Regions from separate parts of the Homo sapiens genome. Here region 2 is linked to region 1. A link is an interaction called in ENCODE POLR2A ChIA-PET data of the cell type or tissue named here. Cell type or tissue: PC-3. All regions are shown on one strand. Links, peaks and the distances in the headings refer to the core of each region. The heading gives the core; the rest is flanking DNA.

The links. ChIA-PET counts read pairs that join two places held together with the same protein. Peaks named below come from ENCODE experiments on the same cell type or tissue, not always from the same donor. Only the 100,000 strongest peaks of a DNase experiment are listed, where the experiment ranks them.
Region 2: POLR2A ChIA-PET joins it to region 1 with 12 read pairs; 5 of 35 experiments call an interaction of 5 or more read pairs at or near these places.

What each region holds. Positions count from the first base shown.
Region 1 is chr14:65,644,114-65,651,250 of GRCh38, forward strand. The region is part of intron 6 of FUT8 (fucosyltransferase 8); the gene reads left to right. Among named protein-coding and RNA genes, the nearest start is that of MIR625, 180 kb to the left of the region's middle. In PC-3, for the core only: no CTCF peak of the experiment used is centred there; no DNase peak of the experiment used is centred there.
Region 2 is chr14:65,421,257-65,428,393 of GRCh38, forward strand. All of the region lies in intron 1 of FUT8 (fucosyltransferase 8), which reads left to right. Among named protein-coding and RNA genes, the nearest start is that of FUT8, 12 kb to the left of the region's middle. RefSeq lists a silencer at 4,041-4,241 and an enhancer at 4,729-4,798. In PC-3, for the core only: no CTCF peak of the experiment used is centred there; DNase peaks (open chromatin) are centred at 3,475 and 4,845; H3K4me3 peaks cover 1,466 bases; H3K27ac peaks cover 2,936 bases.

The DNA of each region.
Region 1 (7,137 bases), core at 942-5,941:
AAGCAAGAATTAGGGAGTAGCAAGACGCCTATGAAGGGAATACGTAGGCTCTTGAGCAGAGGCAGATTCAGGTTTGGGGGAGTCACCTGAAACCTATTCAACTTCTGGTGCTGTCTTTATGAAAAGGAATACAAAATATTAAATGTTTACAATTGGCTGTCATTATTCATGTTATATATATATATTTTTTTTTTTGAGACGGAGTCTCACTCTGTCACCCAGGCTGGAGTGTAGTGGTGTGATCTCCGCTCACTGCAAGCTCCACCTCCCAGGTTCATGCCATTATCCTGCCTCAGCCTCCCGACTAGCTGGGACTACAGGCGCCCACCACCGCCTCCCGGGTTCACGCCATTCTCCTGCCTCAGCCTCCCGAGTGGCTGGTTCTGCAGGCGCCCATCACCATGCCCAGCTAATTTTTTTGTATTTTTTAGTAGAGACGGGGTTTCACCGTGTTAGCCAGGATGGTCTCGATCTCCTGACCTCGTGATCCGCCTGCCTCGGCCTCCCAAAGTGCTGGGATTACAGGTGTGAGCCACCGCGCCCGGCCAATTATATTCTTTAATACTGAATTAGCAATAGTGAACCACTATTCCTAGGGGAAATACAGAGTTAGGTTCCTGTGAGATCAACATTTTCATCAACTGATTAACATATATAACCTTGTTTTATGTGTGTTTCTATTTCAAGAAACCTTATTTAATGTATATTGTTGATTTATTAACATGGATAACTCATATGTGAACAAAGCTTATCTGACATACATACTTTCTCTGTAAAGCACACACAGCTTTCTTGCCCTTAGGGACACTGGACAGCACTTCACTACTATGTTTGGGGGCCATTTTCAACAGTGAAATCACTGGAAAAAAAGCACAAAAATGAGAAAAACAGCTAAATATACTGCAGAAAGGACATTTGTTTATAGTAAGAGATTTGAAACAAGAAGGCAAAAAGCCACCTTGGCTGAAATTACGTGCCTTGGAGTACTCAAAATTTTCATTGCACGTGTGCATGAATGACCGTGAAAGCACCACAAGTATTGATTTGGGTGTTACAAATAAATTCTAGTTGGTAAATTCACATGGAATCTGTGAATAGTGAGGATTGACTCCAGGATGAAAAAAGAACTCCTAACAAGTTACAATTGTATAAAGCTGACAAATGCCACAAATACTAAACCCCAGAAAAATAATTTTTAATTAACTGCTTGATGCTCTCTATAATACTGTTTTCCCTTACATTTCTTAGCTGCATACCCTTTGATTGTATGACAGTGATTTGTAATGTTTTCTGTAAAGAGAATTGAGAATGACTTTGTAATATTAATATTGTCTATAAAGAGAATGGAAAATCTGAAAAGATTTTTTTCTCTAGCATGGTTGATTTAAAATGTTGTTTTTAAATTATTGATATTTGTGGTACATAACATTTGAAACTTCACATACATACATACTTCATATTTGTAGTACTGCTGTAAGCTTGTGCCGTTTAGACAGGATTTCAGATAATTTTATTTTATGTGATTCTCATCAGAAAAGGAAAAAATGGTTCATATAATTGCTTGTGCTACATTTTTAATTGTCTACACTACATTTTCAAGACTATTAGTGACAGAAGAGAACTTCTATTTTGACTAGGCATCATTGAGAAATGCCTCCTTCATTTCTGTTATTACCTTGTACTTACCATGCTAGGAACCATGGGACACATTCATATCACAGTGCAATCTCTCACCCTGTATCTATTTATGTGACAAAAATATCTCTGCACAAAAGCAACTGTGAACTACATAAATATATCTCTAAATCCAAACTAAATAGTTCTCAGCTTAATTTCTCCATCACAGGATCCCAGAAATGCAGATGGCCACTTTATTTGCTACCCAACACTAATACCGACGCTGGAAAACTGAGATGGCACCGAATCCTGAGAGACAGATATCTTAACTTATTTAACTTAACTCATTTAACTCATGATGGTGAAATTTTACAAAAACACATCCAGGTAACATAGCACAAGCCTCTCCCAGGGCCTTTGAAGGGAACCGTGCAAGCAAGGGTCCCTTAAGCTTACATTTCAGCAAATCTCCTAAGGAAGCTCTTCCCATTGAACTAGGAGGGCACCTCAAGTTCCTAAGGGGTTCTCAGTCCTGCTCCCAAGATAGGAGATTACTTGAGAAAACCAACATTAAGAAACCTGAAATAGAGAAAGCTATATTGCAAAATTAGATGAAAGGTAATAGATGCTGACCCTTTAAGATTGAGTTCTGTCTCTAATACAAAGATATAACAGAGAATGTCCAGATTGCCTCTAGTTAAAATTTTGTTTTAATTTAATACTAGAACAGCAGCTTTCCATTAAAAAGTGCTAACCTCTGACTAGGACTCACTTTCCATCTCTCCTTAGAGCCTGCAGCACTTTCTCAGATTGACCAGCCTACAATTGTGTATCAACTGCTTGTTTACTAACTGCCAAGAACCTTTGTGTAAGTCAGCCATACCCTAGGTGTGAGTGTTGGTTATGGCAGACCATAACTGAGCAGCCTTTCCAATGACTTTTTTTTTTTTGGTCTCTGTTCAGTAACCTTCACTGCCTCCTCTTCCTCTATCCCTCCCCTCTAATTGCCTAGCTAAGGGTAGATTACCAAATGAGAATCTAACATCAAGTAAGTTGTAGATATGGCTCATTGATAAGTCATAAATGCATACAAATACATCTCTGTGCAATTGATTAAAACATATGGATAAGCTCTGACCCTGAAAAATGAACATGATAATTCTCACACATTAAATATTGTTCTGTGGTAGGTTGTCTAAAAAAGTATTTGGATGTTTGTGTACTTGGATTATGCAAATTCATGTATCATAAATTTGACCTATCTAAACCTAAAATACCAATTGTGATAAGTAATTTAACAGGAGTGATGTATGTGATTTGCATAGCTTGTATCACTTGAAAAACTTCTCTGTGAAAGGTTCGCACTGATTTCTTTTCTATAGAAAATTGTGACATTCTAGTCATTACAGTGATGTTATACTAGGCTCAAGGCTTAGGTCAGTTGTATTTGATAGATGATAAAATACCCAGATCACTCAAGGTCTTATTAAAGTCCTTTGGTTGTGATAGGGAGCAGGTGTTTCTTCTTGTTCCTCTAGTATGTTAAAGTACATTAAAGGAAGCTGTGAGGTTGAAGAACATTTGTAAGCTGCCATTTCTGAGCACTTTCTGTATGCTTAGTATTATGCAAAGTAACTCTTATGATGCAGGTGTTGTAATGTTCAATATGCAGGAGAGTAAATTGAGACTTAGAGAGGTTTGTACTTATCTTTGTCTTTAATGATAGTATGAGAGGTGATTTTTCTTTCTCTGGGTTATAAAAACTTGAACTTAATAGTGATAGAATGTAGAATTATGTGCTAAGTAGATTAAAACTGATAATCAGAGGTATGGGTAGAAAGCCTGACATTTTACAGTTGAAGTATTAAACACATCCTAACCTGTCCATTACACCTATGGGACATCTTCTTTCCAGCTTATAGGAAATGAGTAATAGTTGCTCTTAAATTTTGTTCCATATATAGTAGAGGTATCCTGGAAGATTCAAAATATATTTATGATCTAAGTAAATGTTGTCAGGAAAATTTCAGTTTTAGCAGATCAGACATTAGGAAAATATTGCTACTAGTGTGAATAGAAAGTAATGTGGACATTGGAGAATTTCCTTAGGTTTACTGAGGACCTAAATGTATGTGTCTCATTAAAGGTTAAAAAAAAAAAAGAAGTCTCAGAAGTTATATTAAAGCAAAATACAAAATGGAACAAGACCTTGGGGTTTTGCTTAGGGAGCATATATTTCTGCCCACTTTGTTGGAGGTTGCTCTTCCTTTTTGCCACCATGTTTTTACAGATTTTATTGGCCTAGACCAGAGGTCAGCAAACTACCACCCTTAGGCCAAATCCAACCCAACTGTTTTTGTAAATAAAGTTTTGTTGGAGCATAACTATGTTCATTTGTTTGTATATCATCTACTTTCAGGCTACAGTTGCAAAGTTGAATAATTTTGACAGAAAATGTACAGCCTGCAAAGCCAAAGATATTTACTGTCTCCTCCTTTACAGAACAACTTTACTGACCCTGGCCTAGACAGTGATGAAAATAATTCTTAAATGTTTTTCCTCCTATTTTCCTTTTCTTCCTCTTCCTGTTCCTTCTATTCCTTTAGCTATATATGAACTCTTGTTGGTATTCCAGGTGTCAGCTTTCTGAGCATATGCCTTTGTCTGCCTCCTGTTGAGGTTCCCACCTCCAAACAGTTATTTTTTTCCATTTTTGAGGCTAAGGATTTTTACTCGTTAGAGCAACAGGACTAGACATCAGGAGTTATGTAAGTACTCAGGAATATACCCCTTGCTATCTTACAGACTGACCACCATTTGTTTGCCTTTTGAAGAGCACAGTGATCTTCTTAAAATGTAGTCATGTTACCGATGATAAAGCTGTCAAATGTACAATGATGTCTTTTTAAATATTGGGACCAAATCCCAATTTATTCTGACTAATATCGGGTTCCACAAGAGGGAATTTGAAGCATCTCTGCTAATGAAATCAGTTTTCATTTTAATTTATCTTTGATTTTTTGCATGTTGGAGGTGAGGAGGGAATGAGGGTAACACTTTTCATTTAGTTCTTAATTTTCTTCTGTTCTACTCTACAATAAAGTTCTGATGGTATATTGGAGCTATTATGGTCATGCTATCACAAGAGGGTCTAGGATCTAACAGCCAGAAAGATTAAGATGCAAATGCAAAAGGAACCATACAGATTTCAATTTGGAGAAGTAGGGAGTCTCTGACGATATTTGAATGGAAAGAGACATGTCATTATTTTTACCATTGCTTCTTATTTTCTCTCAACTATTCCATGTATTTTCCGTAGTTCTTACACCTTTTATTCCTTTCTTTTCATTGGTATAAACATTGTTCATTGTTAAACAAAATATATCACCTATAAACATCTGACACTTTTGTATGCCCATAGACTACCATTTCTTTGATAAAGATGAAGCATATCAGAAACTGTCTAGGATTGTTAGAATTCTAGTTAACATTCTGCCAATAAAACAGCCCTAAGCTTTGGACATTTCTCTTTCTCAGATCTACCTGAGGTTGGTGATTTTTTGTTTGTTTGGTTGGGGATGTTTTGGTGGGAAGGGATTGTTTTATTTTATTTTTAATCTGAATCTTCTTCCCTTGGAGTGATAGCCGAACTTGCTGAGTTTGTGAGTATCAGGGATAGAAGATATCCTGAAGCCACAAGTCACATCTGAAATAGAAAAGTTGCTATTGTGTCCCATGTGAGATGGTTGATTATGTTTAAAGGGCTAAGGACAAGATAGATACTGTGTGTTTGGCTTTGCAACCAAAGGACCTAGTGCCCTGCCTTTTGTACTTAAATAATGGATGAAAATGGAAATAAAGCTGAACTCTAAGGAAAAGCTTTTAAATCTAAAAGAGACCATTCAGTATTCAAAGCCTACACACTACAGAGGCTTTGAATAATCTCCTTAAGTTTTCACTATGAGAGTTCATTTCAAATAAATGTTATATTTTCCTTTTAAATAAAAAGATATAATGATATTGTTCTCAAGATTGAGAGATTGTTGAAAAAAGTTGGTTTACCATTTTTAAAAGAAACATATTAGCAAATGCCTCTGAAAATACACTTATTAGTTTGCCAATAAATGAGTAATGTTGCAGTTGTGAGTTAAATGTGCATTAAATGTTTGAGAATATATTGGGCTTAAAATACAGTTTTAGGCTTCTATTTCTGGATAAGATATAGTAAACACATCATACACTATATATATTAGTCTATTCTCACACTGCTATAAAGAAATACCTGGCTGGGTGCGGTGGCTCACGCCTGTAATGCCAGCACTTTGGGAGGCCAAGGCGGGCGGATCACGAGGTCAGGAGATCAAGACCATCCTCGCTAACACAGTGAAACCCCGTCTCTACTAAAAATACAAAAAAAAATTAGCCGGGCGTGGTGGCACGCGCCTGTAATCCCAGCTACTCGGGAGGCTGAGGCGGGAGAATGGCGTGAACCTGGGAGGCGGAGCTTGCAGTGAGCCGAGATCGTGCCACTGCACTCCAGCCTGGGTGACAGAGTGAGACTCTGTCTCAAAAAAAAAAAAAAAAAAAAAAAAAAAAACCTGAGACTGGGTAATTTATAAAGAAAGGAGGCCTAATTGGTTCACTGTTCTATAGGCTGTGCAGGAAGCATAGTGGCTTCTGGGGAGGCCTCAGGAAACTTACAATCATGGCAGAAGGGGATGTGAGATGTCTTACATGGTGGAGCAGGAGCAAGAGAGAGAGCAGGGAGGTGCCACACACCTTTAAACAGTCAGATCTCCTGAGGACTCTATCGTGAGAAAAATACTAGCAGGGTGTTAAGCCATTTGTGAAAAACGGCCCTCATGATCCAGTCACCTTTCACCAGGCCCCACCTCCAGCACTGGGGATTGCATTTCAACTTGAGATTTGGGTGGGGACACAGATCCAAACCAGATCACTGTAATTCCTGCTAATTACAAAAAAAAAAAAAAAAAAAAAACAAAAAAAACCACAAACTTGTAATTTCCTATTTTTTGTGTGTTTACTTATTTATTTTACTTCCTATATATCCCAGCCAAGGGTACTAGAGGCCTGCAGCTAGAAACCTTAGTGGACAGAGAGGGGGGAAAAAAAAGCCCCATTTTAATGATATCTATCCAGTTGCAGTCCCTTCCCCAGGTGCTGTAGCTATGGAGATTGTGCATGTAGCCCTGTCCCTCATTCCTGTCCTGCAATAATGAGGGTGCCCCTCCCACTCCCACTGAACACTGTTCCTACCACTCCCACTGGGCACTGCTGCCATGGAAACTGTGGATGGAGCTGCAATAACAAGTTTGCAGCCCTCCCCAATGGATGCTACAGCCACAGAGACTGTGGGCAAAGCCCTGACCGCCGTTTCCATCCCCTAACCCTCCCAACTAGAGTGTGGAGGGAGGATTAAAAAGAGGAGGGAGTTAGAGAAAGAGACTTAAAAAAATCTGTGTTTGAAATCCTGGGCAGATTTCTTAGCATCCCTTTCAT
Region 2 (7,137 bases), core at 1,381-6,380, 220 kb before region 1:
AAGTGGATCATCACAAAGGCCTTTATCCTCATTGTCTCCACATTGAGTAGGCTGAGAGGAGAAGGAAGCGGAGGAATTCGTCTTGTTGGTCTCAGCATGGTAGAGGTGGAAGGGGGAAGGGGAGGCGTGAGAGGCAGGCACACATGGTGTAACTTTATGGCAATACGTCATACTTCTGCCTTTTTTGCTTTTTCATTTCTCTGAAAACATTTCCATATGGTACCAATCCTTCTTCCACCGTTTGCTTTAGTTTCAGTGCCCATATCAGAGAAGGGTCCATGTCATGAAGGAGTCAAAAGCAGTCTTGAACAATCAGACAGTCTTCTGCCATATCGTCTGATGTCATTTTGTTTTCTTGCATTCCTTCTACATTACCTGGTACTGGATTGGAAGCACTTACCGAGTCATCTTTTTAAATTCCTCTTGTGTGATGTCTATTTCTTGAATTTCTCCAAGATTTGTATCTTGAAACCCTTTAACCCACCCCCCCCTTTTTTTTTTTTTGCCATATCCACAGTCTTTTTCGTGATTTCCTTGATTGGCCCTGTGGCAAATCCTGTGAAGTCATGCACAACATCTGGACACAGTCTTCTCCAGCAGGAATTTATTGTTTCAGGCTTGATGGCTTTCATGGCTTTTTCCATAACAACGACGGCTTCTTCAGTGGTGTAATCCTTCCAGACTTTCAGGATGGTTTCTTTATTGGCATTCTCTTTCATAGAGTTGACAGTACTTTCTGTAGTGTACTGTGTCCAGTGATCCTCGTGACCCCCTGATTTAGAAGCTGAATTAGAGACATTTTGTTTGGGGGCAAGTAGACTACTTCAGCACCTTTGGTGTTGAACTCATGGGGTTCCGGGTGGCCAGGGGTATTGTTCAATAATAAAAGAACTTACAGGCAAAATACTTCCTGACTTCAGGGACAAAGCATCAATGGAACCAATCCAGAAAAAGGGTTCTCATTGCCCAGGCTTTTTTTGTTCTATGACCAAAAGACTGGGAGCTGGTGTTTATCTTTTCCCTTCAAGGCTTGGGGGTTTGTAGCATTATAGATAAGGGCAGTTCTGATCATAAACCACACTGCATTTTCACCAAACAGTAGAGTTAGCCCATCCCTTCCTGCCTTTAATCCTGGTGCTTTTTCTCTTCCTTACTAATGAATGTTTTTTATGGCATTGTTTTCCAGAATAGGGCACTTTTGTCTATATTAAAAACTTGTTTAGGCGGATATTCTTTCTCCATATTTCTTTTTTTTTTAAGAGATAGGGTCTTGCTCAATTGCCCAGGCTGACATGCAAATGGCATGATCATAGCTCACCGCAGTCTCAAACTCCTGGACTTAGGCAGTCCTCCTGCCTCAGCCTCCCGAATAGCTGGGATGCAAGTGTGCACCACTATGCCTGGCTAATTTTTAAATATTTTTTATTTTTTTGTAGAGACAGGGTCTCACTGTGTTGCCCAGTCTGGTCTTAAACTCCTGGCCTTAGGTGATCCTCCCACCTGGGCCTTCCAGAGTGCTGGGGTTACAGGTGTGAGCCATTATGCCTTCCCCCAGCTAATTAAAAAAATGTTTTTTGTAGAGGCAGGGTCTCGCTGTATTGCCCAGGCCCAGGCTGATCTTGAACTCCTGGCCTCAAACGATCCTCCTGCCTCATCTTCCCAAAGTGCTGGGATTACAGGGATGAGCCACTGCACCTGGCCTCCTCAGTGATTTTCTTTCTTTCTTTCTTTTTTTTTTTTTTTTTTCGAGACTGAGTCTCGCTTTGTCACCCAGGCTGGAGTGCAGTGGCGCGATCTCGGCTCACTGCAACCTCCGCCTTCCGAGTTCAAGTGATTCTTCTGCCTCAGCCTCCTGAGTAGCTGGGACTACAGGTGTACACCACCACGCCTGGCTAATTTTTGTATTTTTTGTAGAGACGGGGTTTCACCATATCGGCCAGGCTGGTCTCGAACTCCTGACCTTGTGATCTGCCCACCTCGGCCTCCCAAAGTGAATGATTTTCTTTCTTTTTTTTTTTTTTTTGAGATGGAGTCTGGCTCTGTCGGCCAGGCTGGAGTGCAGTGGCGCAATCTCTGCTCACTGCCAGCTCCGCCTCCCAGGTTCACGCCATTCTCCTGCCTCAGCCCCCTGAATAGCTGGGACTACAGGCACCCATCACTACGCCAGGCTAATTTTTTGTATTTTTAGTAGAGACTGGGGTTTCACAGTGTTAGTCAGGATGGTCTTGATCTCCTGACCTCGTGATCCGCCTGCCTCGGCCTCCCAAAGTGCTGGGATTACAGGCGTGAGCCACCGCGCCCGGCCTAAGTGAATGATTTTCTTAATGTCATCTGGAAAGTCGTCTGCTGCCTCTTGGTTGGCAGAAGCTGCTTCTCCTGTTATCGTGACGTTTTTAAAGCCAAAACTCTTTCTAAAATTATCAAGCCATCCGTGGCTGGCATTATATTCTTCAGCTTTAGATCCTTCGCCTTCCATTTGTTTTAAGTTGTATAATGACTTTGCTTTTTCTTGAAACTTATTAAAGTTTATAGGGATGCCTTTCTTTATAGCAATCCTGTACCCCTATAAAAGCTACATTTTCAACATGAGATAAAAAACTATTTCACAAAACGTGCACAATTTTTGCATCTGCTGGTGTGCCTTCAGCAATGGCTTCATGAATTCTTTTTTTACAATGGCCCTTATGCTGGATTCATTTATTTTGAAGTAGCACGCAACTGCAGCTGCAGACCTCAATCTACAGTACGTATCAAGCAATTCACCTTTTTCTTGTAATGCCATGATTTTTCTCTGCTTCTTGGGAGCACTTCCGGCATCACTAGTGGCACTTAGGTGTCATTTGAGGTTTATAGTATCGTACTAAACATAATGAAACCGCGAGAGATCACTTTTTACTGGAATATACAATTTATTGGAAAGATGAACTGCTTGCTTGGAGATGATTAATGTCACATGGTACTTTAAGCAAATATTCACTCTTGAGCTCACCTCATTAACAACAGGAGGTGGCTACAAAATTATTTCAATAGTACAGGGTGTAGTACAGTTAAATTTATGTAGTTATGATTTAATACTGCATCTTTACTCTTTTGAGACAGGGTTTCTCTCAGTGTCAAATGCCACCATGTGTGGCTAAGTGTGTGGTATAAGTTGTGACAATTTTTAACTTTTTATAATAGATTTGTATATATTTGTAGTAGTAAATGATAAAATAGACTAGTATCTACATATATTTTAAGCACTCATGACATACCTCTTACTTTCTATTTTTCTTTTCTTTTCTTTTTTTTTTTTTTTTTTGATGAAGTCTCATTCTGTCACCCAGGCTGGAATGCAGTGGCACGATCTCGGCTCACTGCAACGTCCACCTCTGGTGTTCAGGTGATTCTCCTACCTCAGCCTCCCGTCTTTTTCTTTTTTTGACCCAGGGTCTCACTCTGTCACTCAGGCTGGAATGTCATGATTCAATCATAGCTCACTGCAACCTCTGCCTTCTGACTCAAGCGATTCTCCCATTTCAGCCTCCCAAGTAGCTGGGACTGCAGGTGCATGCTACCATGCCTGGCTCATTTTTGTGTTTTTTGTAGAGACAGGGTTTTGCCATGTTGCCCTTGTCCAGGGTGGTTTTGAACTCCAGTGCTCATGATCCTCCTGCCTTGACCTCCCAAAGTGCTGGGATTACAGGTGTGAGCCACTGCACATGGCCTACTTTTTTGATATTTCTAGGTTATATGGTTGTCTATGAATATTTTCAAATTGTCACAAACCTCCCCCAAATTTATCAACATATTTATTGAAAAACATTAGCATATGAGTGGACCCTCAAAATTCAAACCTGTGTTGTTCAAGTTTTAAGCCCTGAGAGCTCTAAGAGTTTAAAGCTAAAAACAATTAGAAAAAAAATGGAGTTTCTTTTTTTTTTTTTGAGACGGAGTTTCACTCTTGTTGCCCAGGCTGGAGTGCAATGGCACGAACTCGGCTCACCACAACCTCCACCTCCTGGGTTCAAGCGATTCTCCTGCCTCAGCCTCCCAAGTAGCTGGGATTAAAGGCATGCACCACCACACCCAGCTAATTTTTTTGTATTTTTAGTAGAGACAGGGTTTCTCCATGTTAGTCAGGCTAGTCTAGAACTCACGACCTTAGGTGATCCACCCGCCTCGCCCTCCCAAAGTGCTGGGATTACAGGTATGAGCCACCATGCCTGGCCGTTTTTTTTTTTTTTTTTTTTAAACATGAAATGTTCTTTTTCCCCCTGGTTTTATTGAGGTATAATTGGCAAATAAAAATTGTATATATTTAAGGTGTACAACTTGATGTTTTGGTATATGTGTAGATTGTGAAATGTTTACCACAATCATGCTAATTAACACATCCGTCACCTCACATAGTTATTTTTGTGTGTTTGTGTGGTGAGAACATTTAAAATCTCCTTTCTGGCTGGGAGCAGTGGCTCATGCCTGTAATCCCAACACTTTGGGAGGTTGAGGCAGGCGGATCATGAGGTCAGGAGTTTGAGACCAGCCTGGCCAACATAATGAAACCCCATCTCTATTAAGAATACAAAAAATTAGCTGGGTGTGGTGGCGGGCCCCTGTAATCCTAGGTATTTGGGAGTCTGAGGCAGGAGAATTGCTTGAACCTGAAAGACGGAGGTTGCAGTGAGCTGAGATCACGCCACTGCACTCCAGCCTGGGTGACAGTGCAAGACTCTGTCTCAAAAAAAAAAAAAATCTACTTTCTTAGCACATTTAGTGTGTACAATAAATATTATTAACTGTGGTCACCATGCTGTACGTTAGATCTCTCGAACTTACTCATCCTGAATAACCCTTTGGCCAACATCTCCCCATTTCCTCCTCACCCCAGCCCTTGGCAACCACCATTCTGTTCTCTGCTTCTATGAGTTCACCTTTTTTAGATTCCATATATAAGTAAGATCATGTAGTACGTGTATTTGTCTTTTTCTGCCAGTCCTATTTTACTTAGCCTAATGTCCTTCGGGTTCATCCATGTTATTTGCAGATAACAGTGTAAAGGGGAGGCAAACTTTACCTCCACCTTTTTAAAGTTTTTTTTTTTTTTTTGCTTGGCCTCACAAATTACCATAAGATAGATTATCAGGAGAAAAGCACACAAATTTATTCAATACAAGTTTTATGTGGCACAGGAGCCCTCATAAGGAAACAGACCCAAAGATACAGTTAGAATTGAATACTTACATACTGAATTGGACAAAGGATAATAACTTGTGAAAAATAAACTGGATTATATGGGGAGGCTTAAAGGATAGAAGTTATTTTAACAAAGTCTGTATGGAATTCTCTTTGTCTCCATATCCCGTCCTTGATGATAAAAATGTTGCTTTCCTTTTAGTTTAAGGAGGACATCATTCACATGGGAATTTCATCTGCTTTTAAGAAATAGAAGAAAGGTCAGAGCGCTCTTCTTACACCTGCTGTTTTTCAAGTGCCTTTGACTCAAAATAGTCAATATGTCAGAATGGCGTATTTAAACTCCAACAGGATTGTCTTACTTTTTAAAAGCTGAATATGAATCCTGTGTGTGTGAGCATGCACACACACATGCACACATAACACATTTTCTTTCTTTTTTTTTGAGACGGAGTCTCTCTTTGTCGCCCAGGCTGGAGTGCAGTGGTGTGATCTTGGCTCACTGTAAGCTCTGCCTCCCGGGTTCAGGCCATTCTCTTGCCTCAGCCTCCCTAGTAGCTGGGACTACAGGTGCCCGCTACCATGCCCGGCTAATTTTGTTTTTGTATTTTTAGTAGAAACAGGGTTTCACCATGTTAGCCAGGATGATCTCAATCTCCTGACCTCGTGATCCGCCCGCCTTGGCCTCCTGAAGTGCTGGGATTACAGGCGTGAACCACCGCGCCTGGCCTACATAACACATTTTCTTTACCCGTTTATCCATTGGTGGACGCTTACGTTGACTCCATATCTTAGCTATATGAATAATGCTTTCATGAACATTGGAGTGCAGATACCTCCTTGACATACTGATTTCATTTCCTTTGGATGTATACCCATAAGTGGAATTGGTGGAGCATATGGTAGTTCTATTTTTAATATTTTGAGGAACCTCCACACTGTTCTTTTATAATGGCTGTCTCAATTTACATTCCCACCAACAGTGTACAAGATTCCCTTTTCTCCACATCCTCATCTTTTGTCTTTATGTGAATAGCCATTCTAACAGGCGTGAGGTGATACAGAATTGTGGTTTTGATTTGCATTTTTGTGATGGTTCATCAGTATTTTTTCATATACCAATTGGCCATTTATATGTCTTCTTTTGAGAAATGTCTATTTAGGTCTGTAGCCCATTTTTTAATTGCATTATTTGTTTTCTTGCTATTGAGTTGAGTTCCTTATATACCGAATTCCTTCTTAGTAATTTTAAAAATAGCATTATTAAGGTATAATTTATATACCATAACATTCATAGTTCAAGTTCTAGTAAATTTATATAGTTGTGCAACAATTATCACAATCCAGTTTTAGAAAACTTTCATCTTCCAAAAAACCCATTCTTGTCCATTTGCAGTCACTCCCTGTGCCTATCCCCAGCTCCAGGCAACCACTGATCTGCTTTTTGTCTCCATGGTTTTGCCATTTCTTGATTTTTAATATTAATGGAATCATACAATAGTGTAGTCTTTTGTGTACTCCTCCTTTCATTTAGCATGATTCTGTTTAGTAATGGGAATGAATGGATAAAGTACAAAAGCTTTGAACTTGGAATCAGGAGACTTGGATACTAGTAGTGTGTGCCACCAAATATATAAACATGGTTAACCACTTGTCCCCTCTCGGCCTCTGCTTTTTCTTCCATAAAATGAATTATTTTGACTTTCTTATATCCCACTTTTCACAGCTGGGTAGACATTCACTGACCTTTTCTTAAAAGGTACATTAACTCTTCCTCTTAAATGTAGCCACTGTGTGTGTGTGTGTCTTTTTCTGGATCAAAAAAATGAGGCTTATGTCAGCTATGGTCTGAATGTCTCTTCAGAATTCTTACGTTGAGACCTAACCTTCACTTTGATGGTTTTAAGAGGTGGGGCCTTTGGGAGGTACCTACGTCATGAGCGCAGAGCTCTCAGGAATGGG